Linked DNA regions of Homo sapiens: region 2 is linked to region 1. Evidence: chromatin loops called from intact Hi-C (ENCODE). Cell type or tissue: Caco-2. All regions are shown on one strand. Each heading gives the region's core, and the rest is flanking DNA. Links, peaks and the distances in the headings are about the cores only. Region 1 overlaps FRAS1 (Fraser extracellular matrix complex subunit 1). Region 2 holds the start of LOC107986293 (a long non-coding RNA gene).

What was found. Hi-C counts contacts between places; a loop is a spot of excess contacts. Peaks named below come from ENCODE experiments on the same cell type or tissue, not always from the same donor. Only the 100,000 strongest peaks of a DNase experiment are listed, where the experiment ranks them.
Region 2: it touches region 1 in a loop (6-fold over the local background); 4 of 110 quality-filtered maps call a loop at or near these places.

The regions. Positions count from the first base shown.
Region 1 is chr4:78,142,021-78,157,632 of GRCh38, forward strand. All of the region lies in intron 2 of FRAS1 (Fraser extracellular matrix complex subunit 1), which reads left to right. Among named protein-coding and RNA genes, the nearest start is that of FRAS1, 93 kb to the left of the region's middle. In Caco-2, for the core only: no CTCF peak of the experiment used is centred there; no DNase peak of the experiment used is centred there.
Region 2 is chr4:78,060,710-78,076,321 of GRCh38, forward strand. FRAS1 (Fraser extracellular matrix complex subunit 1) reads left to right here. Exons shown (of 74, transcript NM_025074.7): 2 at 5,276-5,307. It overlaps LOC107986293 (a long non-coding RNA gene), which reads left to right and starts at 7,197. Exons shown (of 2, transcript XR_001741746.1): 1 at 7,197-7,980; 2 at 9,753-13,183. In Caco-2, for the core only: no CTCF peak of the experiment used is centred there; no DNase peak of the experiment used is centred there.

The DNA of each region.
Region 1 (15,612 bases), core at 3,859-11,858:
ATATGGTGCAGTGTATACTGTTGGGGTGTTGGGTGCACCAAAATCTCACAAATCACCACTAAAGAACTTACTCATATAACCAAATACCACCTGTACCTCAATAACTTATGGAAAAAAAAATGGGACTACGGCTTACTTGGGAGAGGGGCTGGTAAATGCTCTAGACTTTCGTTTGAGAACTTGAAGGGCTGCATCCTATGAGTAAGAGTGAGCAGGAAATAGACTAGCCCCATAAAGACTGAAGCTGAGCTATCAGTTAGGTCAATCCAGTTGGATTAAGATAGTTTGGAATTACTGGTGCCCTTCAGCTACCTGCCAGAAGCAAAATTTTTCCTCTCTGGAGGAAAATAGCATCATCCAGAGCCTCTAATTATCTCTGATACCTTTTCATTTAAAATATTCTGTACTCAAGCAGAAATAACTAGGCATATGAGTAGACAAGATGTAACTGAAAACCAAAAGAAGAAATAGGTGATACAAAAAGATCCGTCAGGGTTGCAGATAATGAACGGAGTTATCAGATATAGTCTTTAAAATAACTATGATTAATATGTTCAAGCTCTCAGATGGAGGCTCAGAGATACAGGAAAGGACGAAGAGCAATAAAAAGTGTAAATATGTAGGTAAAGTTAAATGATTGTTGGCTATCCAAAAATAATTCAAAATATATGCAACATTAAAATACACAACAAAAATAGTTCATAATTTGGGAGGGGGTTAAATGGAGGAAAAGTGTTCTATGTTCCATGCATTGTCTAAGAAGTAGTAAAAATATGAATTTAGATTGGATTTATATTAGTCAAAGATGCATGTTTTAATGGCTGGAGTAATAACTAAAAGAATAGTTAAGGAATGTGCAACTAACAAGCAAATAGAGGGGGAAAATAGAATAATAAAAATTAGTGATAAATCCAAAATAAGACAAGAAGGAGAGAAAAAGAAACAAGTATAAAGCAAACAGTAACATAGAAGATTTAAACTTGAATACATATTTAATTCCATTACATATAAAATAGTCAAGCTTCCTTTCAAAAGACAAAGTTTATCAGATTGGAAAAACAAACAAAACCTAACTATATGGTGCTTAAAAGAAACATATATTAAAAATAAGTATTCAGAAATGATGAAAATAAAAGGTTGGCAAATGAAATACCATGCAAACACTAATCAGAAGAAAGCCAATATAGCTATGATATCTTAAGGCAAGAAGAATTATTAAGAGTGGTATTTCATAATAATGTAAGAGTCAATCCACTAAGAAGATGTACTACTTTTAAATATGTATATACCTAATAACATGGCTTTAAAATATATAAAGCAAAAAGTAACAGAACTACAAGGAGAAATAGACAAACACAATTACAAGGTGGATTTTAATGTATATTTCTCGGTTATTTATAGATAAGTAGACAATCAGAGGATATAGAAAATTTGGACAAATTAATCAACTTGATCTCATTGATGTATAGTTCATAAAATAGTGCATTTGACAACTGCAAAACACACATTTCTTTCAAGTGCATGTTGTACTGTTGCCAAAAATGAATGTATGTCAGGCATAAAGCAACTTTTAATTTCCAAAGATTTAACTCTAGCTAGGTTCAGTAGCTGAAGCCTGTGGTCCCAGCACTTTGGGAGGCCAAGGCTGGCAGATCACTTGAGCTCAGGAGTTAGAGACCATCCTGGGCAACATGATGAGACCCTGTCTCTACTAAAAATAATAAAAAAAAAAAAATAGCTAAGTATGATGTTGCGGGCCTGTGGTCCCAGCTACTTGGGAGGCTGAGGTGGGAGGATTGCTTGAGCCCAGGGGACAAAGGTTGAAGTGACTCAAGATAGCGCCACTGCACTCCAGCCTGGGTGATACAGTGAGACCCTGTCTCAAAAAAAAAAAAAAAAAAAAGTTGAAGTCTAGGAAGTACACCTCTGAGCACTGAGAAATTAAGCTAGAAATCAATCACAAAAAATACTTAAAAAATTTCCAAATATTTTAGAAAAAAATAAGTATTTTTCTTAATCATCAAAAAGGAAATCACAAGAGAAACATTTTGAGCAGAGTGATAAAAATACTATAAACTGCAGCTAAAGCATTGACTAGAGGGACATTTATAACTTTAAAATATACATATAAATAAAAAATAAAGACAAAAAAACTCAAGAAGAAAAAAAGAATGATAAATGCAACTCAGAGAAAAATGAAGGAAGAAAATAATATAGGAATATATATTGATTGAATAAAAACATAATACAGAGCATCAATGTCAAAAGTTAATGTTTTGGAAACATTCAGTTGATTAAATTCTGATGAGACTCTGTTATGTGACTTTGGAGAATTACTGTTTGGACCAAAAAACATATTTCAAGGTCAACATTGCTGTTAAACCATCATCTTTTCTTTTCCTGCCTTCTCATTTTTCTTATTTTAAAATAAGTGTGTGTGTGTGTGTGTGTGTGTGTTTTGTTTGTATTAATTTTAATGTATTTAAAAAGATACAAGTACTTTTGTAGCTCCTGTATTTGTTTACATTTTTTATTGTAAAGTGATATACATTTATTGAAGAAAATATAAATATGCAAAAAGAAGAAAATAAGATTTGCTTGAAAAAATTAAATCCCAGATAACAATTGTTATTGTTCTATGTTTTTGAGCCTCTTTCTTTGCTTATAGATTCACTTATATGTACAAAAACTTGATCAGTGTGTATTCTGTTCAGTAATTTTTGTTCACTTAACACTACGAATATTTTTCCTTGTCATTGAATATCTTTCTATAGAATTATTTTAACAACCACATAGTATTTTGTTGTATGCATGTTCCTAAATTTATTCCAGTGTACCAGTTACCAAGTGGATATTTAGTGTTTTTGTGACTTTTTTGCAATTATAAATAGTGCTATAACAAACATTCTTATAACCAAATTTTTGTGTAAATCACTGATTTATTTTCTTAGGATAAATACCTGGAAATGAAATTGCTGGAAGGAAACAATATTCATTTCTAATGCTTCCTATATTATTTTTAAATTTCCCTTTAGAAAGATTGTGCCAACTTATAATCTCATCATCAACAACAGTGTATGAGAGTGTTCATTTCCAATACTTCCTCCAACATTAGGTGTAATCTTTTAAAATAAGCTTCATCTAAATCATCTTAACCTGTTCTGAAAGCGCTGAGTCAGTTTACAACAGGGTACTAATCAGGGCTTTCGAAGTGAGGACTTTGCAGTACGCCTTACTCTAGGTAGGCCACTCACAGAAGGGGCAGTGATTGGAGTAAGGGTGTTTATGTTCAGTGATTTCCACAGTTAATTTCTAAGATGTTTTCATAGTCAGGATATATGTATACATATACAAGCCAAGAGCGGTGGAAGCATGGTTGTTGTTTTTCACTACTTTTCTTCTTCATATTATTATTTTATCATGATTATTATTTTTATTTAATTTTAGTTTTTATGTTCACAAAGATACTTCAAAATTATTTATCTGAGAGAACAACTCTGAGGTGAGCTCATTGAAGGAAGGGTTAGAGAACCTAACTGAGCTATGAGAAGCTCGGAATGCACACTGTGGCTACATACACATAGCCTCAATGAGCTCAGCAAACACAATTTATAAAATACTTTCAAGTTTACAAAACTTTTAATTTTTTTCTTATTGAAAAAACTATATAAGAACTACATCAAGAGATTCTTAAAAAGTACTGATATGGTTTGGCTGTGTCCCCACTGAAATCTCGTCGTGAATTGTAATCTTTATAATTCCTACGTGTTGTGGGAAGCACCCAGTGGGAGGTCACTGAATCACGGGGGCGGTTTCCCCCATTCTGTTCTTGTGATAGTAAGTGAGTTCTCACGAGGTCTGATGATTTTATAAACATCTGGCTTTTCCCCTGCTGGTGCTCGTTCTCTTTCCCGCCGCCCTGAGAAGAGGTGCCTTCCGCCATAATTGTTAAGTTTCCTGAGGTCTCCCCAGCCATGCAGAACTGTGAGTCAGTTAAAACTCTTTTCTTTATAAATTACCCAGTCTCAGGTATTTCTTTATGGCAGCATGAGAATGGACTACTACAAGTACCCAGAACCCGAACATTGTAGCATACTGTTTTTTTAATTGCTATGTTCATCTTTTTAAATCAAAGGAATAATGTACAGAGTCTTAAATTTCAAATAGTAAAATAAGTCTTGTAGTGAAAAACAGCAGTCCCCTATACAAGTTCACCCACTCTCCAGAAGCAACTACTTTTAATACTTTTAGCTCTTCCTTTGGGAATTTTCTTCCACATTGCAAAATAACATGCTTACTTATACTGCTATTTCTTGATCTTTTTAGTTACAGATATATATTGATTTTCATAGATGGCATAGTCCTTGTATAAACTGTATGCACATACCCCATGCATCTTTTTTGTCTCTTCCTTTATATTCCATAACACCTTCCTGCCTCCTCTTCCTATCCTCCCAAGATTACTTTTTAGAGCTTTTTATTATAGAAAATTATACCCCAAAACATAGCGAGAATAGTACAGTGAACTCCAGTGTGTCCATTCTCTAGCTTCAACAATGATTTCAGTTATGGTCAAACTTATTTCGTCTATGTCCACTACCTTCCCATCCCTCACATTTCCCTATACTAGATATTTTGAAGCAAATTCCACATATCTTATCATTTCCTCTAAAAATATTTCAGTAAGCAAATGCTCCCAATATAGTTATATCACAGTTTTCTGTTAAATGAGTTTTTAGTGTTGACCTTATTATGGCCACATAAATATTGATCATAGATGTATCACATTGTACATTATAATTTCATTGATTTCTTGTATCACTTTTAGGTTTTTTTTGTGAATTGATAATTACATGTTTTTTGTTTGTTTAGTTTTCTATGTGTTTTCATAATTTATTCCTAAACACCCTGACAAGACTCTAATGTTGACCCCAGACTTTAATGTTGACTTCAGTATGATTAAAAACATTAGGTAATCTGTCAGCTTCATATTTTTTTGCCCCCAGTAGACATCTACACAGCAGTTATCCAAAACCCTGCCCCTTTCCTGGATGTTTTATAGGCTAATGACACAGCTGTTGCCCTGTCTTATATTATGTGTTCTCCTGTATTAAATTCCCAGAGTCTGGAATCTTTTGTTTTCATCTTTTTTTGTTTACTCCCTAATTTTAGTGGAGCCATATTCTCTACTTGCCTTCTGAATAAAGGTGCAATGAGTTTACACTCTCTCAGATTCCCACTTCAAAGAAAGAAAGGTATGATGCATTGACAAAGCAATTTTGCATGTACAGGGAATGAACAGTTACGGAGCTGAGTTCCTGATAGGGAGGTCATCTTCCCTAATGAAATCACATAGGCTTCAGAATCAGTTAAACTTGGCTTTAATTCTAGCTTTGCTGTTAGTAGTTTTTGAGGGGAAGCCATGTATCCTCTCTGAGTCTCAGTTTTCCCATCTATAAAATAGGTATAATTATAGCACTTATCACATATTGGTTTAAATGTAGTGACACACGTAAAAGGCCTTAGCTTTAGACCTGCCTCTGAAGAAGGGACCAATTAAGGGCAAGTGGAAGCCTGTAAGGAGAGTGGAGACTGTCCAACAAGGAAATGAGTTCATCCTTCAGTTCTGCACTTTCTAGCTATGTTTTCTTATGTTTAAAACTAGGACATTATGTCTGTCCTATTGAGTTGTTGCAAGGATTGTGTGGAATGGGATAATGTGAGCGAGCAACTCTTGTCACTAGATGTGTTTTAGATAAACATTATTATGAAGATGTTAGGGATCCCCTGGGGACTAGATTGCAGGGTGAGAGTGTGTCCAAGAAAGGCTGAGCATTAGTTGGAACATTTGTGCTCAGTAACCTGATTATTGTGATGCTTTCTGGGTTGTGAGTTTCTGGAAAACTTAAATCAAATTGCTTATTATGAGAATTTTTCTGACATGTGGAGGTAGTTCAATCTGGAAGTGACCTTGGAAATAATTAAAAATTAAAAGCAGCTTTGTTGTCTGGAATAGTATGTGAAGAAAATGTCACTTGTTCACTCCAAATCTCAAGGTCTTCCCTTCTACAAAACATGAGAACAGCTTCTAGAAATGAGGAGTTATTTGGGATTGTTGATTTTTTTTTTAGAGGAGTAGAGAAATGACTAATTTTTTCATTGGTGAGTAATATGCTACAAAGACTCGTAGAATCATATACTTTTGGACCTGGAAAGTAGCTTAAGGACCATCTGATTAAAATTTTAAGTTTTATTGATGAAGAAATTAAGCTCAAGAAAGGCTGTTACTTGTCCAAGATCACAGAAGTATTAACTATTGAAGCTTGAGAAAACAGCCAGTTCTCTGCTCAAATTTCAGCTGAAACTACATTGTATAATAAAATAACTCAACATAACATTACAACAGAATAGTTTAAACTCTTTCTAGTCAGTGGCAACTTAGGGTAGGGAAGATCCAAAGGGATTTTTAAACAAGTTTGTTGAAATTATGTAAGAAAATTAACTTCATCAGTGAATTGAGATTTAGTAAGCGTTCTTGAGCTTCTAAATTAACACTTCAATTTTTATATGCTACAGTGCTATTAATTATGTATCTGATCTTAATTACTTATGTCAAAATATATCTAAAGCACCAAGTTCCCCATGTTTTAAGAATTTGGGTGATCATTGCTTCTTATTGTGGACCAGAGTCATTGATATTCAATAACCTGATCAACTTCTCAAGGTCTTTTGGTAGGTACCACTTTTAAGTGGATCCATCCTGCTTTTCTCAGTAGCGTTTATTATTGTGAATTATAGTGACTGTGAATATACAAGGTTTCTGAAAGTACTGTGAAGTTGCAGAGAGGCATACACCAGCAGAATCCATGTGACTTTTGTCTTATCAAGTGAAAATGAGGCAATTTCCTGATTGGCAGCAGAAGGACCCCAAGAAATAGTATTTTTTTAAAAAACTTTTGGACAAAGAGTGTAATTCATAGTCTTTCTTTGGGGAGAGCTATTTCAATATTGCTGTTTCTTTATGTGCTGAATAAAGCAACAGACTTGGAACTCTATTGCCCTTTTTTTTGTATTTTGGCTTTCCCCACAATCCCTTTAGGAGATAGTCACTGGTAATAGCATGATCCTGGAAATGGCAGAGCTGGGGCTGTACCCACAGAGTGAAAGGCCCACAGTGAGTGCCATGTTTTGGTTACTAGACCCAGGGCCTGAGCATTCTTGGCAGTGAATGTGCAGTGGGCTTAATATCTGACTTTTGTGTGTGTATTTATTGGTTTCTTCTCTATGTTAAGTTGTATTTGCTGAGGACTTGGCTTTTCTCAATCCTCTGGTTGTATTATAAAAATTATTATAAGGCCAATACATACTCATAGTAAAAAATTCCAGTGGAACAAAAAGTTATACAGTGCACTGTAGACTGTCCCACCAGCACCAGTCTCATTCTTCACAGGAAACACCACCTATTGATTCTTGAGTCTCCCTCTAGACATTTTCCATGTGAACACATCCATATATGTATACATGCATATATTTTTTTCTTGAATGGGAGTATAGTATGTGTATATTTTAGCCTTTTCACTTGCTAATCTATTTTGGAGATCTTTTTGCATCACTATATACAATTAACTCATTCCTTTAAACGGCTAAGTGGGATTCCATCTTAGGAATATTCCATTCTTCATTGATTTTCTCATATACTTTCCTCTCTTTCTCAGACAGCATTCCTCAAGACAGGCATTTAGTCAATCTCACACTTCAGCTGATGTTGCCTGGAGGAGGCTCAGTTTTGCCCTGGGAAAGCAGGCTGGTGAGAGCCTGGGAATGCAGTTGCCTGTCATCATCTGCACGATCTGCACCTCCCTTCAACCTCTTGGCTGTGAGGGGTGATATGTGTTTTTGTGTTCACCAAAGCCAGAGCTGCAGTGGTGGCTCCAAGAGGCAGTGGAGCGTGGACAAGTGAGTGGGAGGTTGGGTACATCAGTGGCGAATCCTTAGATTGGACATAATGAAGCAGAAAATCAAGATACTGCACTGTCAGAATTTTCAAGGTCAATAATGCTGCTCGTTCTCTTTTTACGTCAAGTTAGCACAGGAGGTGATTCCAGCAGCTTTGCCTGTTTTCTCAGGCAGGAGGAAGGCCCCAGAGCTTGTAAAGCCCATCTCAGGAAGAGCCTGCAGACTCCCAAAGGAAATTGAAATGTCAGTTTTAGCCTGCTTTTAAGCAAGAGTGCTAAATTTTGGACAAGATAAGTAGTTTTCAAACTTCTTTTAGAAGGGGAACCTATTTTTCCAATGAAATCTCTTACTATTCCCTGTATATAAAGGAGATAAAAGTGGAGCTTTTTGGTCCGCTTTTGGTCTTTACCCAACAATTCTAATCACTTGGCATCTTCTCGGAACACAGATTGGAAAACAACAGTCTAGACAGCATATCTTTTCAACAGTGATGTTAAGATGTTATCTTTTTTTGTCTTTAAATAGAATTTAGACATTATGAAGGGTTTCTCCTTGGCATATAATTTCAAAGCGGAAATACATTCCATTTGTCCTGTTTAAAAGGGCCTGCTTTTACTTTACTAAATCAAAGGGCAGCCTGTTAGTTGAAGATAGGACGGATCACTTTGGTTAACTTTTAGCTACAGAAGGAAAAGTTAATAGTATCCAGACTGGGGGAAACTAGCTTGTAAAGACAGCAAGTCTTTATACAAATTCCAAAGCCTGTGAGATTGATTGCTTTTAGTGTTTGCTACAGCCGAATGATTAACTAGAACCCTGACACTGAACCCGTATAAGAAATGATTTATGCTCTGAGTGCAGAAAGATGTTTGCATGTAATCATTGGATTTCTTATTGAGGTCTTTTAAACATTGTTGATCTTGGGGACACCCTCTGCTTACAGAATTTTTATTTCATTTTGCATTTTATTGTCTTATGCCAGAGGCCAAGGCCAACCTTATAATATTTATTAAGTTTGGTCGGTCAGGACTTTCTAGGGGATTCCACTGAGTCTGTGGAAGAGAAGAATGCTTCAAGCTGTCTAAAGTGAAGATTGCTCTGAAATTTTTCACCACCACTAATGAGATAGTTGGTTTTATGATTAATCAGTTTTTCTAACTAAAGATATACCGTGCTCACAAACACTGAATTATACTGTATTTATTTGGGATTTTAAAAATGAAATGTATGTTGGTCAAAGCTGGAGCCAACTTTCATGGAGCTTTTTTTTTACACCTCAGTTATACCTTAAAGTTTTATTGTGGATGAAAAGCTCCCATTTCCCCAAGTTGAGATAGGATACTTTGTTCCAAAATGTTTATTAAGCATCTACCATGTGCCAGTCATGGTTCTTGGTCATTGAGATATTGATAGTAAACAGAGCAGACACAATTCCTGCCCTCAGTGGACCCTCTGTCTCATCATTAGTAGTTAGTTGTTAAACAATCTGGTGAAAAGTCACTTGCCCCACTATCCACAAAATATGTTGTCTGAGGGAGGCAGTATGTTTCAGGGTAATGAAACCCATCATTTTGGTAGGGAATTTCATTTTCTGTGCGTTCAAGTTAAGGCTAATGGAAGTCGAAGATCATGGTCTTGCCCTGAGTATAAGATAGTAACACACAAGTTCTCAGAATGTGCTATTATCTACTTGCAGGTGGAAAAGTAAGACATTTTCTTAAATATACAAGTTCCTCTAGGTGTAATGCAGACTTACAAAAGAAAAAGCATTCGGTTGCAATTCTCTCATAATAGAGAATGTCAAGAGATCGGAAGAGTAGCTGATGAGGAGATGCTTTCCTTGGCTCCCTGGAGCTGTGGATTTCTAGAGCCTTCATCTTTCTTATCTTTCTATTATAACCAGCAGAGTGCTAAGGCCTAACAGCTGACCTGAGTAGTCAAGAATTCTTACTCTTCCTTGGGGAGATATTTTAATTTTTAAGGCAGTGCGTGCCTTTGCTTTCTTTTGCAATAATCGTATTAGTCTGTAGATGGAAGGAATCAGACTTGGTCAACTACTGTTCTGAACCAGGACTGATTCTAAGTGACAGCTCAGATGCTAAGTCAGTATTTGCCTGGTTCTATTCTGTGTCATGTCGTGCTATAATTTGTCATATTATTATGCTGTATTTTAGGAAAATAAATGTCAGTGTTGCCATTAAGAAAGGTTGACATCTGTGAATAAATTTGAATTGGTGTCTTTCCTTGTGGATTCATGTATTTGGAGTGCTATCTTCTGTGTGGTTTTTAGAAAGGCAGGGTGTGTCTTAAGGCACTTTTCCTGCCCTGTTTACAGGAAAGATTGAGGTGCAGGTAGGAGACTGAGTGGCTTAAGGCAGCCAAACATATGGGGGTCAGGTTGAATTTCTCACCAGCATGCCTTTGTTTAGGGCCACTGTCTGCTTATTCTGGGCTCTCAAAGAGACTAATGTACTTGCTGATTTTAAATCGGTACAGGCTTTAATTCAGACCTAATTGCTGCATCAAGTTGTGTACATGTATTTCCTCCCCAACTAGAGGCAAACATTTTCAATTCAAGAAAAGACTCTTCTTTTGCACTGTTTTGTGTGTTCTTCATTTCATGTAGGCTGCTTTTTTTTTTTTTTTTTTTTTTTGTGGTATGTAATGCGATATTTGCTGATTGATTGAGAATGGCCCAGAGCTAATAACTTGTAGATCATGACAGATTCAGTTTTGGAGAATTCATTGACTGATTCCCCAGACACTTGTTGAGGTCTCACTGTGTGCTGAAGCACCAGTGGGAATAAATAATTTGCTCCTTTGGTTGGATCTAAATCTGTCTGTCAGCAGTAATGTATTGCATATGATATGATTATAAATTGATAAGCATTTCCCTGGAAAATCGGTCTCATTACCTGCAGTCATGTTCCATCAGCCCTCGTCCTACTCAGTTTACTGCCTAAATGTAGCACAGAGCTCTCCCTTTTTTCCTATCCTCAGCGACCTGGCCTGAGCTTGAGCTTTTATGATTGTTTGCCTGGATTGTTGCTGTAGTGTAACAGCTCTCTTTATATCAATTTGTGTTCCTGTCCCACCCATACCCATTTTCTAGGCTCTTCCACACTGATGCTGCAATGATCTTCCTAACTTAAAGACTTATCTTATCCCTAGAGGATTTTGTCCATGGCATACAAGACTTTTTGATAGCCTTCCAGCCTTCATTCCCCCCACCCCTCACCCTCTGCCTACTTTGTGTCTGGGAGTGTCCAGCATCAATATCTACCAGACTATGAGCTCTATGAGGACAGGATCCATTCATACATGTACCTCTTTGAAATTCTGGGATCCAGAATGGGGCCGGGAATATGGTGGGGTGGTAAAAACTTCTGTGGAATTGAATTGAAATTTGTACACCTTCTGAAACTAACAAGATTTTAGCTTGTTAACAAACCAGATTATACCTCCTTCTGTCTAAACACTAAATTCTTATTTGATGGATTCAGCATTGTTTGTCGAAGCACCCTGTGAAATGGAAAATAGACGGCTCTTTCCTCTGACTGCTCAACAAACCTCCAGAAGTATATTTAGAACATTTAGCACTTGAGGAGTGTTAAAGACTGTCTGTATATTTCATAAGGCTGTCCTCCTCCTCATCTGATATGAGGAGGTGGTATTAATTTCTAAAAATAGTAGAAAGGCAGAGTAAAGCAATCCAAGAGAGTCTCCTACACTGTGTTCTTCAAAGTATCTTTTGCCTTTTGGCTATCTTGAGAACAGGAAACGAAATAATTTAGCAGATTTTTCAGTGTTTCTTGAATCTGCTTTACATTTTCATAATTCTTCCCTTGTCATATTCTGTGAATCTTTTCATGTTCTTTATAACATTGATTTTAGCATTTATCCAGTGATGTTTAACCAAAGTGGATGGATTCAGTCTTATTTCAAGATGTCTCTTGCCCAACTAGATAAAATTCTTTACTCTACAATTTTTTTCAGAGTCTTTTGTTCAGCAGAATTTTTTTTCTGTCGAAAATTTTTGTTCAGCAGAAATTTTTATTTCTAACAAAATTTGGATTGCAGATTATTCGGTATGATTTGCTATCTTTACAGCCACTTGTAATTTATAGTTTTTTTTTTCTTTTTGCTATTTCATGAGGCTAAGAGACTGCATGCAGATGAGAAGCTAATATATGGCATGTTCTTTATATTCAGAAATAACCCTACTCACTATCGGGGTTGGTGTCTTGAGTTGTGTTTCATGGACACACACAGGTAATTTGTTACCTACAGTCTCTGTTGATCTCATTCTCTTGGAACTAATGGTGCACACTTTGGAGGTAATTGTATTGCCTCTGTGTAGAAAATAGGACATTGAGGTTTAATGGATTTAAGTAACTTGCTCAGGATAACCTTGGTCTATTTGTTTAAAACCCATTTAAAATATTTTTACCATGGAATTTTGTTCTTAAAAGGAAAAATAACATTTTAAGGAACTGTCATATACCCACCACCCACCTTTTAAAGCTATTAATGTTTGCATGTTTTAAGGCCCAGTCTTCATCACTGTACTCTCTTTACACCTAACAGGTTCTAAAGAAACTCAGTTGACACTGGGGAGGTCAGAAAGTGTTACGTTTCTTTTTAGGCTCGCTTTAATTGGATTCATGTAACCATTTAAAATCATTCTTATTGTGATTATTTTTAAAACCCACAAAACTAAGAAAATCCATTTTTAATCCCTTGAGGGAAAAAATGCAAAAATAAGCAAACTGGAAATCTTAGCAGTTGGGTAGTTAAAAACAAACAAAGCAGAATTATCCAAGAGTTAGTATGCGCAGTTCCATGTACTAAAAGTGGGAGATGAAGTATACCCAGTTCTTGACAATCTAGCAGCAGATAATTGATTTTGTCTCTGGACCTTCTCCACTCTGTGGTCTCCTGCACTTCCTTCTACCATTTTCCTGGCCCAGTGAGGAATAGAGGCAGTGGAGTAGCATGAATGACTCCATGTGACAGTCTCCTTTAATGATTGATATTATTTTTGAGTCAGGCATAGGATTGCTTTTGGTTATTCACACCACTTCTCTATTATCTTCACACAGATAATAAAACATTGATTCAGATAGCTGCTTTAAACTATAAAATTCTAGGCCCATGGCTTGGCCATGTTTGTAGTCCTAGCACCTAGGACAGGGCCTGACTTCCAGTGGGTTTTCGGTCATGTTTGTTGGCTGGAACAGAACCACCCTAAGATGATATGTTATTGGTTAAGAGCCTACAAGTGGACTGCTTAATTTTTAAGCTGGGTTAATATGATCTAAACAATATTTTTTTTGGCATGCATGTAATGTAAGAAAAAAGATTGTTATTATTTTGAAAACAAACTGAAAACTGAAAACCATTAAACAGATGTAGTTTTGCTCCAGACACATTGCCAAAAATAATGTAAATAGTGTAAATTGTGCTGAAATGGGAAGGAAAGGAAACAAAATCTAAAGGGAGAGAAACATTACAGCTAGAAAGCAAAGTTATTTTTTAGAACTATTATTTCTGTTGTGACCTTTTCTTCAAGTTAACTGATAATACACAGTGAGTTGCTTTTTCTAATACAGAAACCCGTGGCATTCTAGGAGCTTATTTATAACCCCCTGCGAGGAGCAGGCAGTAAGGAAGAAAGCTTCATTATGCATTTTAAACACTGTGCTTCGTGTGGTCAGATGAAATGTTATTCTGCTTGCACTGTGGTATCTTTTACGTCTGAGCAAACATACCTGGCTTACTTTCCCCAACTTCCCCCTCTCTTTTTTCTCTGTTCAGGAAATCAATTTGGTTGAATTTCTTGTGTAGGGTGAAATCCATGGACTCGTACAGAGTTGGTGAGTGGGCCATCAATGGGATCTCTGTTAGCTCATTTTTCATCAGGGAGATACATTTCTTTCCCAAAGCTGTGATCTAGGAGAGTTGCCAAGCAGCTAGAGTTAAAAAAAATACACAAAAACCGCAAACAACATAATTCTTTCATGTGGCATTCTCTCCTTTGTGCTCATCATGCTTGATGATCGCTGACCAGTTCTAAAATAGAGTCCATGGGTTCAAGCCTTTGGCTGTTTCTGGGCTCTTAGACACTTAGTCTCACAGCTTGATCCCAAATAATTGTCCACTGACAGTATTCAAAGGGCGGAGGTGCAAGACTCTCTTTTTGTAAGGTGGGACTAAATTGGAAAACTATTGAAATTCATGAAAGATTTCTCAGGTTTACTTTTGTGAGCTTAGCACATGTAGAACATTTACAAAGCTTTAATGTCCATATCTGAACATGTGTGCTCTTTTAATCGAAAGTCCTCATTTTTTTTTTTTTTTAGATCTCTGCCTATCTCTTTGACAGGATCTATAGTGGTGGCTTAAAACCTAAATGTGGTCTTTCTTTTTTGCTTTCCAGATCTTTGGCAGGGCTAGTATGAAACAATCCAATTAACACAACTTGATTTCATCTGCTTTATTTTGTGATTATCTCTTGGTGGCCAGAGCCAGCCCTCTGGACCAGAGGAAACAATGATGCCCACCTGGTCAATGGAGGTTATTTTAGTTGTGAGTACTCGAATTTGTCTTGTGTGTAAGATTCCTTAAAGAAGCTGTTGTTTTTCTGTGACCTAAATAAGATACTGTTCCCAGGTAACTTTGGGTCTAAAAAATGACCTCTTTCTTGGGGCCTTTCAGATGACTGAATTGAATGATTCTAAGTGTTACGCAATTAGCAAAAGATGTCTAACAATCACTTTGGGGATCCGGAACAAGTGTGGTCCCAGTTCAACTGTGTTCCTGTCAGAATACCTCTGTGGTGACTCTCTCCTACTACGTCAGTTCCAGAAGCGGGGGATGGAAGACCCCTGTTGTGGCCAGCAGTGCTGTTCCATGTCCTTTCCAGTGCACTGTCTCCTCTGCTGCTCAGGGTCAGGATGCCCACACACTCCTGCGCCCAGCTTCTGAGTCTCAGTCTCCCCTTCTAGGTCGCCTTTGCAGCTTCACTCTTTGTTTGCTCTGTGGAAGTTTCTCGTTTAAGCTCTGTTGAGTGAAAAGAGTGATCACAACCCCATTGGCATTTTGTTTTCTGTTTCTGCGTTAATTCACCTAGGACAATGGCCTCCAGCTGCATCCATACTGCTGCAAATGACATGATTTCACTCTTTTTTATGGCTGTGTAGTTCCATGGTATATACATATATCACATTTTCTTTACCCAGTTCACCATTGATGGGCACCTGGGTTTATCCCATGTCCTTGCTATTGTGAATAGTGCTGTGATGAACATGTACATGCATATGTCTTTTTGGTAAAATGATTTATTTTCCTTCGGGGGTATATGCAGTAATGGGATTGCTGGGTCAAGTGGTAGTTTTATTTTTAGTTCTTTAGAAATTTCCAAATGCTTTCCATAGGGACTGAGCTAATTTACTTTTCCACCAACAGTGTATAAGTGTTCCCTTTGTATGCATTCTCACCAACATCTATTTTTTGACTTTTTAGTAATAGCCATTCTGACTGGTGTGAGATGATATCTCATTTGGTTTTGGTTTACATTTTCCTGACAATTAGTGATACTAAGCATTTTTCATGTTTGTTGGCTGCTTGTATGTCTTCTTTTTAAGAAGTGACTGT
Region 2 (15,612 bases), core at 988-8,987, 84 kb before region 1:
GTCATTTACTAAATGAGGTACATTACGTGATAGCTCTAAGATACTTTGGCTAATCATCAAACATAGAAGAAAAAGAGATCAGTATTTGCTGCATTATTAGTGGTCAATTGCAATTTTCTGGTTCTAAATTTTATTATTTTTATTATTTTTTTTTTGAGGCACAGTCTTGCTCTATCACCCAGGCTAGAGTGCAGTGGTGCAATCTCAGCTCATTGCTGCCTCTGCCCCCTGGCCTCAAGCGATTCTCATGTCTCACCCTCCTGAGTAGCTGGGATTACAGATGTGCGCCACCATGCCCAGCCAATTTTCACATTTTTAGTAGAGACAGAGTTTCACCATGTTGGCCAGGCTGGTCTTGAACTGCTGACCTCAAGTGAACTGCCTGCCTTGGCCTTTTAAAGTGCTAGGATTACAGGTGTGAGCCACTGTGCCTGGCCTCTAAATTTTATCAAAAGAAATATCAAAAGAAAAATAAATTTTTACAAGCAAATTATTGGCAGTGTTATTTTATATGGCCTTATATTGCTAAACTGGTAAAGTATTAATGCTATGACTTGAGAACTTAATAAAATCAAGAAGTCACAAAGAAGCTTCTAACATGGCTGCTTTCTGAATCACAGAAACTCTACCATGGCTTTTTCTGGAGAAATATCTTGAGTTCTGTTGACATATGGAAGTCCTGTGAAGTTACAGTAGATAAGACAGTTGCCTTGGGATAGGGAAACATCATTGAATTGGAGGTTAAGAGAATTGAGCTTTAGTCTGTGTCCCATCACTCTCCATGTGATTTTAGCCATTCCCACAAACGCTGAATCCCGGGTTTTTCCTATAAATGCTATTTAACAGGTTACATTGAAGAGGCTCATTTGATAGACAATATGTTTTATTTATGGGTGAGTTAGGGTAGTTGCACTCTGGGCTGCAGAGTTGTTTCACTGAGAGACTCTATGCTTGAAACTCAATAACTCAATGTTGGGAAGAGAAGAACTTGGCTGGAAAAAAGTAACCTAATTCTTTTATTCTGCAAGCCTTTATTGAGAGGTTCTGTGTCAGGTTATGTCCAGTAGGTGGGTACAGACATCAAAACCAAAGCCAAAAAAACCTCCTGCGCTCAAGGAGTTTGCATATCTAGAAATCATTAATGTCAGTTGAATAGCAGTAGGGATATGGGAACATTTGGTCCTTGGTGGGTTTCTCAGTATGGAAACGTTAGATGATGGTTGTAACTTTGCATCCTTTGGCTTTTGTAATTACCTGGCAATGGAAATAAAGAGGTGTTGTTGTGGACTCTTATTTTCATCAATTATATTTCCATTGCCCTCTGAAGATTGGATTCTGGGCATTACTCTCCTTATATAGTGTACATCCTTTAGTAAGGACCCAGCCATCCGTATTCACTGTTATGGACTTGGGTGGCAATGTCACCCAACTGTACTCACACAAGTAGTCATAAAATATTCTTTAACACATGGCTCAGAGTAGGGGAGGGGACTACCACATGTCAAAGTTGGAGCCTCATGCCAAATCTTACCGTAGTTCCAAAACAGTTGGCCCACTTTCATTTTAACTACTCTATTAATTGATCTAAATCCTAGTTGACAATAATCAGGACATGAGCTGTCCTGTCAGTTCAGAAAATGATTCTATTTTAAGTATTCCACAGTGCACACAGCCATATGCTGAATTATAACACAACATAAAGCCTGAACATTTAAATGCCAACTTGTGGCTGCTTGTTCCTAATGAGTCATGTTCTTGTGGTACCATGCTCTCCAAATCTTTTTGTATCTTAATGGTTGTATCTGCCACTATTTCTTTGAACTAATGGGTCTGACATTTTGTGGTGCTTGGATTTAACTTCTCTAATTTACTCAGTTTACCAACGGTTTCAGAATATATGCAAATTATATCTCAAAATTTCTCCAAAAATACTAGATTTTATACAGTCATCTCATAAAGGCGTATATTATAATGTGCAAAAGGGATTAAAAACAGACATTTACTTGTTTAAATTTTATGCAGTAACGTTTTTTCTGTGTGACCTGCAAGAAATGAGCCAGCCACACAGTAAAAGAGCAGCTCAGGTCTCAGGATCTGGGCTTCCTTCTTGACACTATAAAATTACTTCACCCTGCAAAACTTTATGCTCTTTCTCACAGGTTGTGAGGTGTTAGAACTTAAATTACCTGGCATCTCAGCTGCATTCTGTGCCTTGAAATTGGCATTGTTCATAGTTAGAGAACTACTCCTGTTGTCTCCGGTTTTTCCTCAGTTTTCCTTTGAGGGAGGCTCATTTCTTCTTCTAGATCAGCACTCTCTCACAGAATTCACCTTGAGCTGGAATTTTCTTTAAAGTTCCCTGCCATAAATATAAACGTCAAATAGACCTGCAATCATTCTTGTACTCCTGAAGAAAAAAAAATAATGAGTCGAGAGATGAATTTTGTTTTCCATATTATGTGAACTGACGGATTAGTGAAAAGACCTCCACTCTGGCTTTCAACCAGAAGCTACACCCAGTACCCATGTCAACAAACCCCTCAACTTCATCTGCTGGTGGGTGTGTGAGAGAAATATGCTTCCTTTGGATGCTGCATCTGGTATTGGGTGATGATAAATGTTTGATAGAACTGGGCATCACACTGGAATGCTTTTTTTCTCAAGAGAGTAGAAATGAGGTTTTGGAAGCTGTGTTAATGGAGGCTCATTCATGCAGCTGCCTTCCAGGTAGAACTGTTCTGTTTTAGGAAAGCTCTCAGAGGGCAAAGCTTATTTCTTTTGGAATTGTACAATACAAAGCAACCCAAATTGAATTAATTCCTTTTCCTAATGATATAATTTTTCAGCAGCTCTACACCATTTTGGCTTGAGTCTCCAGCAGATGCATGGCTTGCCCAGGTATAGATGTGGTGCCACACTCAGTGCTACTTTATTTTTTTCATACTGCAGTGAGTTTATCATGGCTATCTAAACTTCCAAAAATAGGTTTTGATATGGGTACTCAGATACTTCTTAAGGTGCTTGATTTCCTTTGGAGCTTTGAAAAGAAATTGACTTTGGAAGGTAATGCTGTGGAGAGCAATAAAATTATTTGAGGATAGTCTTATTTTAAAGATTAAATTTTGTTTGTGTTTTTTCTAAAAGTTAAGTTTTGTTTAATCTAAAGTTTAAATTTTGTTAAATTGTACCTAAGTGATGATGATCTTTATTCTAAATTTTCTAAACACCAGAAATAATTAAATATGTCCATATAAGTAATTTAGAAAGTGAATTGTGTTCATATGTATTTATTTGAGATATATAGAATTATTTTAGTACACACATCACACACATACATATGTACACATATATATATTTCCTTTCTTATAACATACCATAGACTGAACTACTAAGTCTTGGAACAAGATTTCTTAAGGAAAAAGTAGTCAATTAAGAAGAATTTTCCTTCAAGGTTTTATCTCAAGTTATTCTTATTAGAACTTAAAGAATAATAATAAAAATAAATAAATAAATAAAATAAAAAAATAGGGAGTGTCTATAAAATCATTCATTTATAGACACTCCCTATTCCTTTCTTTCATATGTATAGAAATAAATTCCTTTTTTCATATGTACAGAAATTTTAATAAATATTAATGCCATGGCTAGAAACTATTTTAAAGTAAAATAATAAGTTTGTGTAAAATATAAACTCAAAAATGACATATTTATATTAATTATCCTATGTCTGCAGAGGAAGAAATACAAACCATTAAAAGTTGGAAATGTCATTAGGAGAAAGGCACAAGGGTGTCATAAATTTATAATTTTTGCTTATACATATGCCTTGTACTTAGCTAATGTGATGCCTTCATATTCTGGGTGAATTATATTAAAACACCAATAAAATTGTTGTATACCAAGAAAAAAAAAAAGAATATCAGGGACATAAAAATTATTTCAATAAATTTGCCCACAGAGATCTTTGATTCAAACCTAAGTGTAAATAGTCATCTCAGTTTTTTTAAAGATTGTTCTTAATTCCATTACTGGAGGAGAAGGTAGACCAATTCTTTCCTGAGAAGTTAATATTATTGGGACTTCATAAATGATCCATTAGAGGTAAGCACTGTGGTAAAATAATGTCCTTCTCTCTTTAGAAACCAACTGTGTGGAGCATTGTTAAGATATGCTTCACCTTGGTGTGTATATACTGTTCAAATGTGTTTTGCAGACTCAGTTTCTGAGAGAGTAGGTGACAGCACACTGCCCATCTCTTTCTAAGTTAAATCAAGACCTGTTGTGCAGCTCAAAAATTGGTTGGGAATGTGTCTATATTTTTTTTAAGTTAAGATTTCAGTTTTATAGTGTATATATATATATATATATATATATACATACACACACACACACTAAATACTACATATGCTATTTATACTATATATTATATATATACTATATATAGTATATAGTGGGTATATATGTATATATATGTGTATATATGTGTATATACTATATATGTACTATATATGGTATATAGTATATAGTGGGTATACATGTGTATATATATGTATATACTATATATGTAATAGTATATATGTAATGGTATATATAGTGTATATATTCTCTCTATATGTAGTACACACACACATATATATAATGTAGTGGGGTAAATACAACATTTCAACATCCTTAGAAAGGAAATACACAAGAATAAATTCACAAATGGAGGATGTAGGCACAAAATGCTAGGAGCTCAGAGGAGCATAATCTGGTGGGCAGAAGTTTCACAAAGGAGATGGGATCAAGTTCAAAGAGCTTGACTAGACAAAGTACATCTCCTGTAGAAAATGAAAATGAGCAAAGGCATTGAGACATGTAAATATATTACAGGATTCTAAGTTGGCCTCTTGGGTTGGACTGGAGGCTTAGTGTAAGCAAACAGTGGCAGGGAAGCCTGGATAAGTAAATGGGACTGGATTATGGAGGCTTTGCTGACTTATCACCAAGAAAAATATTTACTGTATTTATAGCATGTCGTTATAAACACATTTATCTTAAAATTCAAGTCATAAGTTTTAATGATGCTTTTCCTCATGTGTGTCCAAGGAATGTTGTTTTGGTGTATGGGGTTATTTCCCCAGGGGAAGAATGCTGAAGCTTTTAAGATTTTGGAAGAAGCTCATTTTCCTGGTTATGATGCATATAGATGCAGTTTTAGCAGCAAGCTTGCTGGGGCAGTGCCTATTGGTTTATTATGCATCCCTTTTAATTCTTGTTTTGTTTTTCCCCACAGGTGCTTGTGTCTATCAGGATTCCTTGTTGGCGGTAGGTCATTCTTTACATACTTGGTTTCTGTCATTTGAATGTAAAATGCTTGATTGAAGTTCCTGAGTGAGTGAGTTGACCCTATCATTGTAGAATATGTTTATTTTTCTTCAACGTTTGACAATTAGCCCTCATTCGGGCACAATGATGCTCAATTATTTAATACCTTTTCCAGAGTGAATTAGTTCTATTCAGATACTCAGGTATTGGAAGAGAAATTCAAACACTCAACACACGATTTACATTCTGTGGCTGTTCTTTGTGTTCTTTTAATCAGAGAGAAAATTAGATCCCATCCTTTTGTCAGATACAAACTGAAACACAATTTTTTAACTTCTGGTTGCATTTGCTTCCCACTTTGAACCCTTCTCCAAAAAAAGTATGATTATTAAATTAAGTAGAATAGGAAGGATTTCTGTTGTTACTTTGAATTATAAACTTAAGTTTTGGTGAACAGCAAAGAAATTAACATTTATTTCTGAACTCTTGCCATATAGGGTAAAATTGATTTTGAATTTAATGTCAGAATGACTTGGGGGAAAGGCTGATGTAAGTCTCATGCATTTCTTTTCATTACTAATGCACTATGGTGCATAACAGTGTGTTAAAGCCTTATTGAAAAGACTGTCTACACTCCATCAACTCTAATAAATGGTGTGACAAATCATTCTTCACCATGTTTTTATTTTGGTTTAATAAATGCTATAATAAAACTGAACTGAGATGGTTGGAAAGAATTTGCTCATTTACATCACAACCTGCTATTGACATGTGTGATATTGATAAGTCATCCTGGATTATCCTTGTGGTATTGAAATAGCTGAGGAATATCTGAAGTATCTTAGAGTCTAGATAACTGTAGATATTCACCATAATATCCTTGAATCTGCACTTTATATACTGTAGTTACTGCTGGAGAAGTTTATTTTTTAAATATTTTTCTATCAAAAATTAGGAAAAAGCCATTTTTATTGTATTTGTCATTCCATATCCTGCCCTGTTTATTCTTTAATATATTTTAGGAATCATTTGCTCTAAAATATATTATCACTTTTGGGGAGCTACAGTAGATATTTAGACAAGTCAGTTATCCGTGCTAATAAAAGAGAATTATTTATTGTGTAGAGTACTTCATAACTTTTCCATATATTTTCATAAGTATTCATATGTCTGATACTTATAATAGACCAATGAAATAGGCAGGCCATGTATCATTCCATACTCTTTCCCCTTTTAATGGAAAAGATGAGAGAGAGAGATGAAGAGATTTGCTAGAGGTAATTCACCATTAGTGGTGGACCAGAACAAGACATCCTGTCTTCTTCTGTTGTTCTGCCTATATGTGAAAAAAAGTGGCTAGACCATCTTCTATATTTAACTTTGCTATGTGTTATTGTACATTTGAATATGAAAGGATCAAGTAATTGGAGAGGTCAGTTTGATCAAGTTAAAAGGAGAAACAGCCCAGCCAACTTGAATTTATTGGATGACCTTGCTTCCCTCTGTACCATGCCCTAGCTGATCCCAGGGCTCATGGCTGCTCAAGATTAGTGGGCTGCACCCTCCCACACCAGCACGCTCCTCATTCTTCCAGGTGACTTCTTTGCTTACCAAGGCTCTGCTACATTTGTTTCTTTTTCTTTTTTTTTCTTTCTTTTATTATTATTATTATTATTATTATTATTATTATTATTATTTGTAAGATAGGGTCTCGCTCTGTCACCCAGGCTGGAGTGCAGGGATCTTGGCTCACTGCAACCTCTGCCTCTAGGGTTCAAGTGATTCTCCTGCTTCAGCCTCCCAAGTAGATGGGACTACAGCTGCACACCACCACACCCAGCCAATTTTTTTTTTTTTTTGTATTTTTAGTAGAGACGGGGTTTTGGCATGTTGGCCAGGCTGGTCTTGAATTCCTGATCTCAAAGTGCTGGGATTACAGGCATAAGCCACTGAGCCTGGCCTGCTACATTTGTTTCTGAACCTCTTCAAGCCTGAGATACTTGTTATTGTAGTTATGCAATTCAGTCTGAGAGACAATATATTTATTACAATAATAAAATTATTAAACAAATATTTATTGAATGACAATTAGAGACCTGCTATTCTATGCACTGGAATGCATCTGTGAACAAACAGATGAAAATGCCTGCCTTCATAGAGCTTGAATTCTAATAAGTAAAATATATAGAATGTCAGATAGGTGGGCTATGGGGAAAAATATTGTGGAGGTGGAACGGATAGAAAAGGCTCAATAGGGGATGAAGGTGGCTACTTTAGATAGGGTGATAGGGAAGGCTTCACTGAGAAGGTGACATTTGATCAAAGACATACTGAAAGAGGTAATTATAAGGAGCTAGCCTGGTGGATACCCAAGGGGAGAGAATTCCAGAGATAGGGAGCAGAAATGTAAAGTCTGAAGCAAGAGCTCCTATGGGCATTTGAGGCAGTGCATGGAGGATGGCAAGAGATAGGTCAGGGAGGATGGCAGGGGTCAGAGCATGGTGAGCCTTGTGCAGACTTTAGCTTGTCCTTTCAGGAAGGTGGATGAGCCATTGGAGGTGCCAGAGAGGAGGAATGGCAACACTGGACTTATCATCTAATTAAACTGCTGAAATGAGAGTGTGCTTGTTTCCAGGGAAACTATATTAAATACTTTAAAAAGACTCCATAGGGGTGAGTCACTAAAAAATTTCTGTCAAATTAAGTGTAGGAAAAACAGCTGTACAAGATTGAGAAAATATTTCAAAATCTAGAGAGATTCTGCATTCGGGTTTATTTGTAACCACTTTAAGTTCTCTTTCCATTTTAAGGACAATGAAACTGGAAATGGTAGATGATGCATTGTGGACTTGGTTTATTATCTACATCATTCACTGCTGCTCTCTCTCCACATGCCCTAGCGTTAAAGAAAAGCATTGTGTCTACATCAGTGAAATTGGAGAGTGAATGTATGTTCATGTATTTTGAATTGAAGGGTTCAAGAACATTACTATATGATTCTAGGATTCTCTGATTATACAACTTTTTGGGTGACAAAGGCTTCTAGTGTAAGAGGCGTCATTTTCAAGAGCTGGCTCTGAGAATAGTGATTGGTGTCCCTGTTCCAAACTTTGTAATTTTACCCACATGCTCACTGTTTTAGAGGTAGAAGTGACTTGAGAAATCTCTTAGTCCAGACTGTCCATTTTATGGATGAGGAAACTGGGGCAGGGATGTTAAATTCTTTAGGTTTGTTCATCTCCCAGGTGAGTAACCAGAAGTAGGTTATTCTGGTTGAAAATGGCAAAGCCTCAGCTTCACCCAGAGTTCATAAAGCATATCAAGCAAATGAGAGCATGGATTTAGGCACTTGCTGCTAGTATTACGCTAACTCTCAGCCTGTCTTGTGAGGATTCCTCTCACTGATTCCTTTCAATCTCTTCACTCATTGCTTAGGAAGCTGCCAGATACAGTGGAACAGTCATGGCCCTGGCGGTCAGACACACCTGGTTTTGACCCTTCCTCTTCTGTTACAAACCAGCTCTGTGACATAGGGCAAGTTACATCATCTCTGGAACCTCTTATTGCCCCGATGTGAAATGAGGACAAAGAAAGCCTCTCCTGAGGGTTGTTGCAAAGACGATAATATGGGAAAGACACCCAGGTGCAATGCATGGCATGTGCTTTTCTGCCATAACACAATTTCTCCTTAGCAACCAAGAAGAACAAGAGGAAGGGCCAGTTGTTAAGCACCTACTATATATTTAATACTCAACAAACCCAGGAAATAGTTTTTTTTTTTTTTTTAACTTACTTTACAGATAAGGAAGTTGAGGCTCAGGAAGTAGTCAATTGTCCAAAGTTACATAGTAAGTCCTAGTGGAAAAGAGAGTTCAAACCTGGTTCTTATTCTTAAGTCATTTGATCAAGCATTCTATTTCTCACAACCAAGTCAGTCCACTTGTTGTCTCTGAACACAACTAGCTTACTTCACCACCTTCGGTCCCATATGCCCACCCCCTCCCTGCCGCAACTGCCATGCAGTTGTCTCTGCCAGTCTCTGTCCCTGACCTCCTGCTAAAGCCAGCTGTCCCTGGCTAACCCCTTCCCATTTAACTGAGGCTGTCCTGCACTGGCGTGCACCAGATTCACTATGTGATGCAAAACATGTTTAGACAGGCATGTCATCTTAAAAACATACAATGTACAGTGTATTATGTACTATATATGTTTATATATGTGTATATATGTATATAAGTGTATATATATATATATATATACCTCCCCCCACTTTGTATTGTGTTGTGTTTCCCCAATTTTTGACAGCTGTTTGGACTTGCAGTGACATCCTGGGTGATTAAGTCCCAAGCATGTGTAGCCATCTCTAAATTATGGACTGATTTCAGCTCTCTCCCTTCTCTTTTCTTTAACAATCTTCTGTAACTTTCTCTTCTTTTTATTCCTAGAGTAAGAAATGACCAGAAGGGACTAAAAATAACTTGAAAAACACTGAATAATCTATTTTGGGGTGTGTTTCTTACTCCATAATACCCATGCACCCCTGGGCTCACAAGACTTTCTCTAAAGTCAGCCCTTGTGGAACACAGCGTGACTGTTAAATCAGGAATCCATCAGAGGGAAACTACCTAGGTAATAGGTTTAACTGTGATGTCCAGTGTGAGGAGGAAAATTAATTTTTCATTTCAAAGTTTTCACACACCTTCTGTTCTTTTCCAACTATATCAAGTATTGAAAAAACTCTCCTTTTGCATCACCACAAGCAAACACATATCCTTTTGAAAGTTCTTCCTGGGATCAATGACTTGACTCTTCACTTCAATTTTTCTGTCTGTGAAATGGAGATGAACTATTTACTTCTCAGGACTGTTGTGAAGCTTAAAGGAGATGAACATGAAGCAACTCGTCCAGTGCTGTGACTTACAGTGCTCAATAAAGGTTGGCTGCTATTATTGTTGTTCTATAGCAGTGACGACTGGCAAGGTTGGATAAATGACTCTTCTTCCCTGGATCAAAAGTGTTAAGTGTTGGGATTTTCCTACTTGGGATACTTTTGCTGAGAAATGCTGACAAAGTGAATCACAAGGCACTAACTCTTAGCAAATTTGAAAGAATATTTTTCAAGGATAATTTAAAAATGTGGAATGTTGACTATATATAACACTGCAGGAAAATCCAGGCTTTGGAGTTTGAATCTTGGCACCACTACATACATGCTGTGTGGTCTCAGATATAATACTTTATACAGCCAGGTGTCACTTTCATTATCTACTTAATTGGGATTATATTTCTCCTAGGTTTGATGTGACAGTTAACTGAGAACATACTTGTGAAAGAACCCAGAACTGTCCCTGCAAGGAACACGTACTCACATCATTCAGGTGGTAACAAGATGTCGGAGTAGAAATGAGTGAGTTATAGAGTCCAGGGTCTTGGTTCAGGTTCTGGCCCTGTAATTACTAGCTGTATAGCTTGGAGTAAGTCACTTGAATGAAATGAGGTCTCAGTTTCTAAATTAGTAAATTAAGAGAGTTAGGTTAGCTTTTCTCCAAGATTCCTTAGCCCAGTATCGTGTAGTAGAGCTTTCTGTGATGATGGGAATGTTCCATAGCTGTGCTGTCCAGTGTGGTAGCTACGAGCCACATGTGGTTATTGAGTACTTGAAGTGTGGCTGACGATACTGAGGAACTGAATTTTAAATTTCACTTAATGTCAATGAATTAAAGTTTAAATTTGAGTAGCCACATATAGATAGTGGCTACTATATTGGACAGTGCAACATTAGAGTTTTAAAATTCTTAACGTACTCTAGTACTTAAAATACAGCCTCATGAATGGTTCTCACCCTGGGTGGAAGCTTACTGGAGTACTTTTAGCAGTTGTGAGAAAAGTAATACAAAGTTTGTTATAGTACCTAAGTTTGCTGTTTTTGTTTGTTTATATAATTTGAACAGTTTTGAAGTCAACACAGTTACAACACTACTCTCTCCATATTGCTAAATATGTTTTCTTTTTTGTTGTCGTGGTTTTTTTTTTAAACCAAGCAATTGTTATGGATCAATGCTTTCTTGAATAAAAGAAAAGGAGTAAAATTACAGTTAATTGTACATATTCCATTAAAAATTTTATAAATTTTTTAACTCATGGGAGTGTTATCCATCATTTATATTAGAGCAGAAAAAGATTTGAGAACTTCTGGTCTAATCTGTAGACCTTGTATATTAGGGCTAAGGAGGTTTAAGGGAGACCATTAGAGCTCTTCAATGTTAGAGTCTTTTTAAAAATTGGTGTGCTATAGTGTTACTTTTTAAAACTTGAAACAGTTAACACACAAGAGATAGCCCTGTAGAAATGAAAATGTCTCAGAACTGCTTTGTCCTTGTATTCATCAACGTGCTCAAGAGATTTTGTGGAGAAGAGAAATGAAAATTTGGAAGCTTTCCCTATTCAGTGTTTGAAATCACCACAAACAATTAGTGAATGGTGGCTAGTGGCTGCTGTTGAAACATCTTGAACTTCTCCAGCAGTGGGGAGAATACTTGGTGTCCTGAGGATGCACTCAGCGGGGAAGCAATACAATCAGCCATTCCTTAATTTCCCTAAAGGTATTGGGTAATTTCTTAATACCCTTGTATTGAATATTGTAGGATATCACCATTTTAAGTTATAGTTTAGCAAAAATTCATCATTTTTTATGCCTCTGGTCTTTATTTTAAAATACGGAGTAATATGCTTTTAAATGGGGGATGCCACTCTTTATTAAAATGTACTTATTTTGTGATAAAAACTTATTTTTTTTGCAACACATCCTTACTGTGCTAGGTGTTGTCATAAATTTAGCAAGGTAATGAGCTCCTTTAACTAGAGATATTCAAGTTGAGACTAGACAAACAGAATCGGGATGAGTTAGCAGTGGCAGGCTTTTCTGATTTGGGTTCTCACCTGTGGATAGAAGGTTAGAGCTGTGTGTTTCCGCCTAAGGAAAGAAGCCCTTACAGAAGGTGAAAAAAATCTCCTGGCACTAGAGTGTGCAGTGAAGGGTTTCTCCCCATTTAGTTCCTCAAAGGGAGTAACTTTGTACCTTTAAGTGTCAGGTAGTGAGAATTGGGCTCTAGCTGTCTCTGAGAATTTTTTTGTCCTTGCTGGGTTTTTATAAATTGTCCATCATAATTAGATGTGCTGGTTTCCTATTTGGGAATTTATATGTTCTTAGAATAATTGTATGAGAGGAATAATACAAGAGATTTTGTACTTTTATTGATGAATAATCCATATGCATTTTTATTCTTATTCATATTTGTGTGGTAGGAACAGATGTTTTAAGTTAACAAACACATTTCTTATGCTTTGTTTTGAATTTAGAAGATGCAGTTGAGCTTGGAAGCCATATTAATTTGCTCAAACTATGTTACGTTTTATCATATATCTCAATTTTCTGGTCACACCATACACTTCCCTCACTTTTTCTTAAGTTTGTGACATTTTCACACCAAATTGTCTTACAACTTGATATTTTTATTTATTCTATTTCTCTGTTTATAACTACAAAGTACATACATATGTTTATTTTCTATGTGATACATTTATATATGCATGTGTATATATGTATAAATCCCCATAATAGAACTGTCACTAATTTATGACACCTTATGGTATTATCATGTTATAGTTTAGTTACTTTTAGAAGTTCTCTGCTTACCAAGGGAAAGATAATATATAAATATCAAATGACAATTGAGTTAAGCCAGCTTATGTTTTTCTGAAATTTCAGTTACAAATGTCTGAAGAAAAGTTGACTTTGAAAATTTTATGTGGATGACATTTTGTTTCTGTGACACTTAAACATAAAATTGGCACAAAATAAAATTTTAAAAAATAACTGAGCAGTTTTATGTAAAAGAGGCATATAGCTTCTGGTGTCCCAGCTAAGTTCTTTTAGCAATGATTTCTTAGGTTCCCAGAGTTTATAAGCTAAATGAAAGGAAGAAGGAGAGGGACAAGCTTTCACAGGAAGAAATGGTTTATTGTTAGTACCCAGGAGGCTCTTGAGTTTGGGTCGTGACCTGTGAGTTCTTTTCTGACAGCTCCCAAGATTGGATATTTATTAAATTTATGTCATTTCTTTCCTCCAAAGGGAAATTGAATGGGTGGGGGTGGGATCAGGGAGGGGAGGGTGTCTGCATTAGAGAGCAGATTTCATTGCTCTTTGTACCTTCCATTCTTGAAATGGTTCAGTAATAGTGAGCAGGAGGGAATTATTAACAGAAATAGACACTCATTCTTTGGTGTTCTTACTGTATTGAGTTTCCCTATAATCTAGAATAAACTTGATCTAAGAGATGAGAATTCAGGAACAGAAGAAATATGAAATTATTGGCTAAAAAGAAGCCTTTCCCTCTTATATTTGCTGTAGATATGTGTAGTAGTAGTGATCCAACTGGATTCCAAAGACATTTATTGATCAAATTCTGTGTTAGACCCTGTGATTGGATCTATGGAGAATACCAAGATTAATAAGATATTAGTTGGAACCCAGGAACACCCTGCTTAGCCAGTAGTCCCTTTTTCCCTTTTCTGTGTTGGCAGAGTCCTGATTTTGTTGCAGTTTCCCACCCTTTCCTAGTTGTGAGCGAATCAGGAAATTTATATCCCTTTGCCAGGGATTGGTTTAGGACTGAGTGTGACTTGTGGCCAATGAGATATGTGTGGAACTGCTAATATTGTTGGGTGTTTGAAAGGACCCCATAAATAGCACCTTCCTTCCCTCAGTTCTGAACAAGTTGAGAAATAAAACAAAGAATAAATACAGAAGTCAAAATATCATCCTTTTATCTTTTAACCGATAAGCTAAGTTGGAGGATATAGCTTCAGTTCTCTTAGCCAATGGGGTTGCTGGTTCTGACCTCAGAATTGGGAAGAGTTAGGCATTCACAGACAGAGCCTTGCTGAGGCAGCTTTCCCATGCAGAAGGGCTGATAAGGCAAGAACTCCGGTTTCGTATGCTCTTGGTTGACAGGCTTGCTCCCTGGAAGAGGAAAGAAGACAGAACTGAGTTAAACATGCCTAGCTGCTCTTTTAAATTTACCAGTTAGATAAATCATGCCACCATCCTGGGGATAAGAAAGGCCTGGAGTTATGTGTTGATATCCCTGCACCTCAAGGGTGGGAAACAAGAATTCTCCATTAATAGAAGATTTTGAAGCTTAGTCTTTAAGCTTTGGGACATGAAAACATGATCTCTGGAGGTGCTGCAACCATTAGAATACCTAGCTGACACACAGAAGTTGATAGGGGAGAAAGATGGGAGACTTTGATTCCTTGAGGAGTTGGTTATTTGATCTGCTGACTTAACCAGCACAGGAACTGACCTTCCTGGGGAATTATTGTATGAGCTCAAAAGTTCCCTCATTGTTTAAGCCAATATAAATTGAATTTTATGTTACCGCAGCCAGCAGCAGTCGACCCAATACCCTATAATCAGATATTGAACTCAGTACAAAGCAGTTTGGGATAAGTGTCAGTAGGTAGAAGGGCAGCACCATGGTGAAGTGGCAGAGCTCCAGATTCTTGGATTTAAGTCTGAGCTCTTCACTACTGTGTGACTCTGGGCAAGTTACTTACCTTGTCTTTAAAATAGAGATAATAGTTGTGCCTATATTACAGAGCTGCTGCAAAGATAAATGAGTAACATGTGAAAGTACTTGGAATATAGTAAATAGATGCTCGCAATTGAGAATACTCTTATTCCAGAGGAAATCGTTTTTGATCTTGGCCTTGAAATATGGGCCAGTTTAGAATTGGGAGAGATGAGAGAAAGGCTCTTAGGATATAGGATCAGTATAAGTAAACGCATAAGTGGCAAAGGGAGTCCAGTTTGAAGCGAGAGAAGTGATGTAACACTGAGAAGGGATTTTAAAACTCCAGATCACATAGGGCCTGGAATAAGGCATTTGAATTACATTCTGTAGGCAGTGGGGATGCTTTGAAATGGAAATCATTTGCTCTTGGATTCAGAGTCTGTCAGTACAAACTGATTAGTATATTGTTGGAGATGAGATATCGGAGCACCATCCTCTGTTGTGTTCCTTCTCCTTTTTTTCATCCATGTCCAGGTGCAGTTTCTCTGTAGAGCTTTGGAGGGGGTGTGGGTGGCTCCATGTAAGTGATCATCTTCTTGAAAAAGAGAGATCAATTTGCAGACATATTCCAACAGTGAGTCAGTACTAAGTTCATTATTAGTTCAGCAAAAGTGGGTTCATGTGGCATTATATCAAGTAGAACTCCCTATTAATAGGCATTAACCCACTC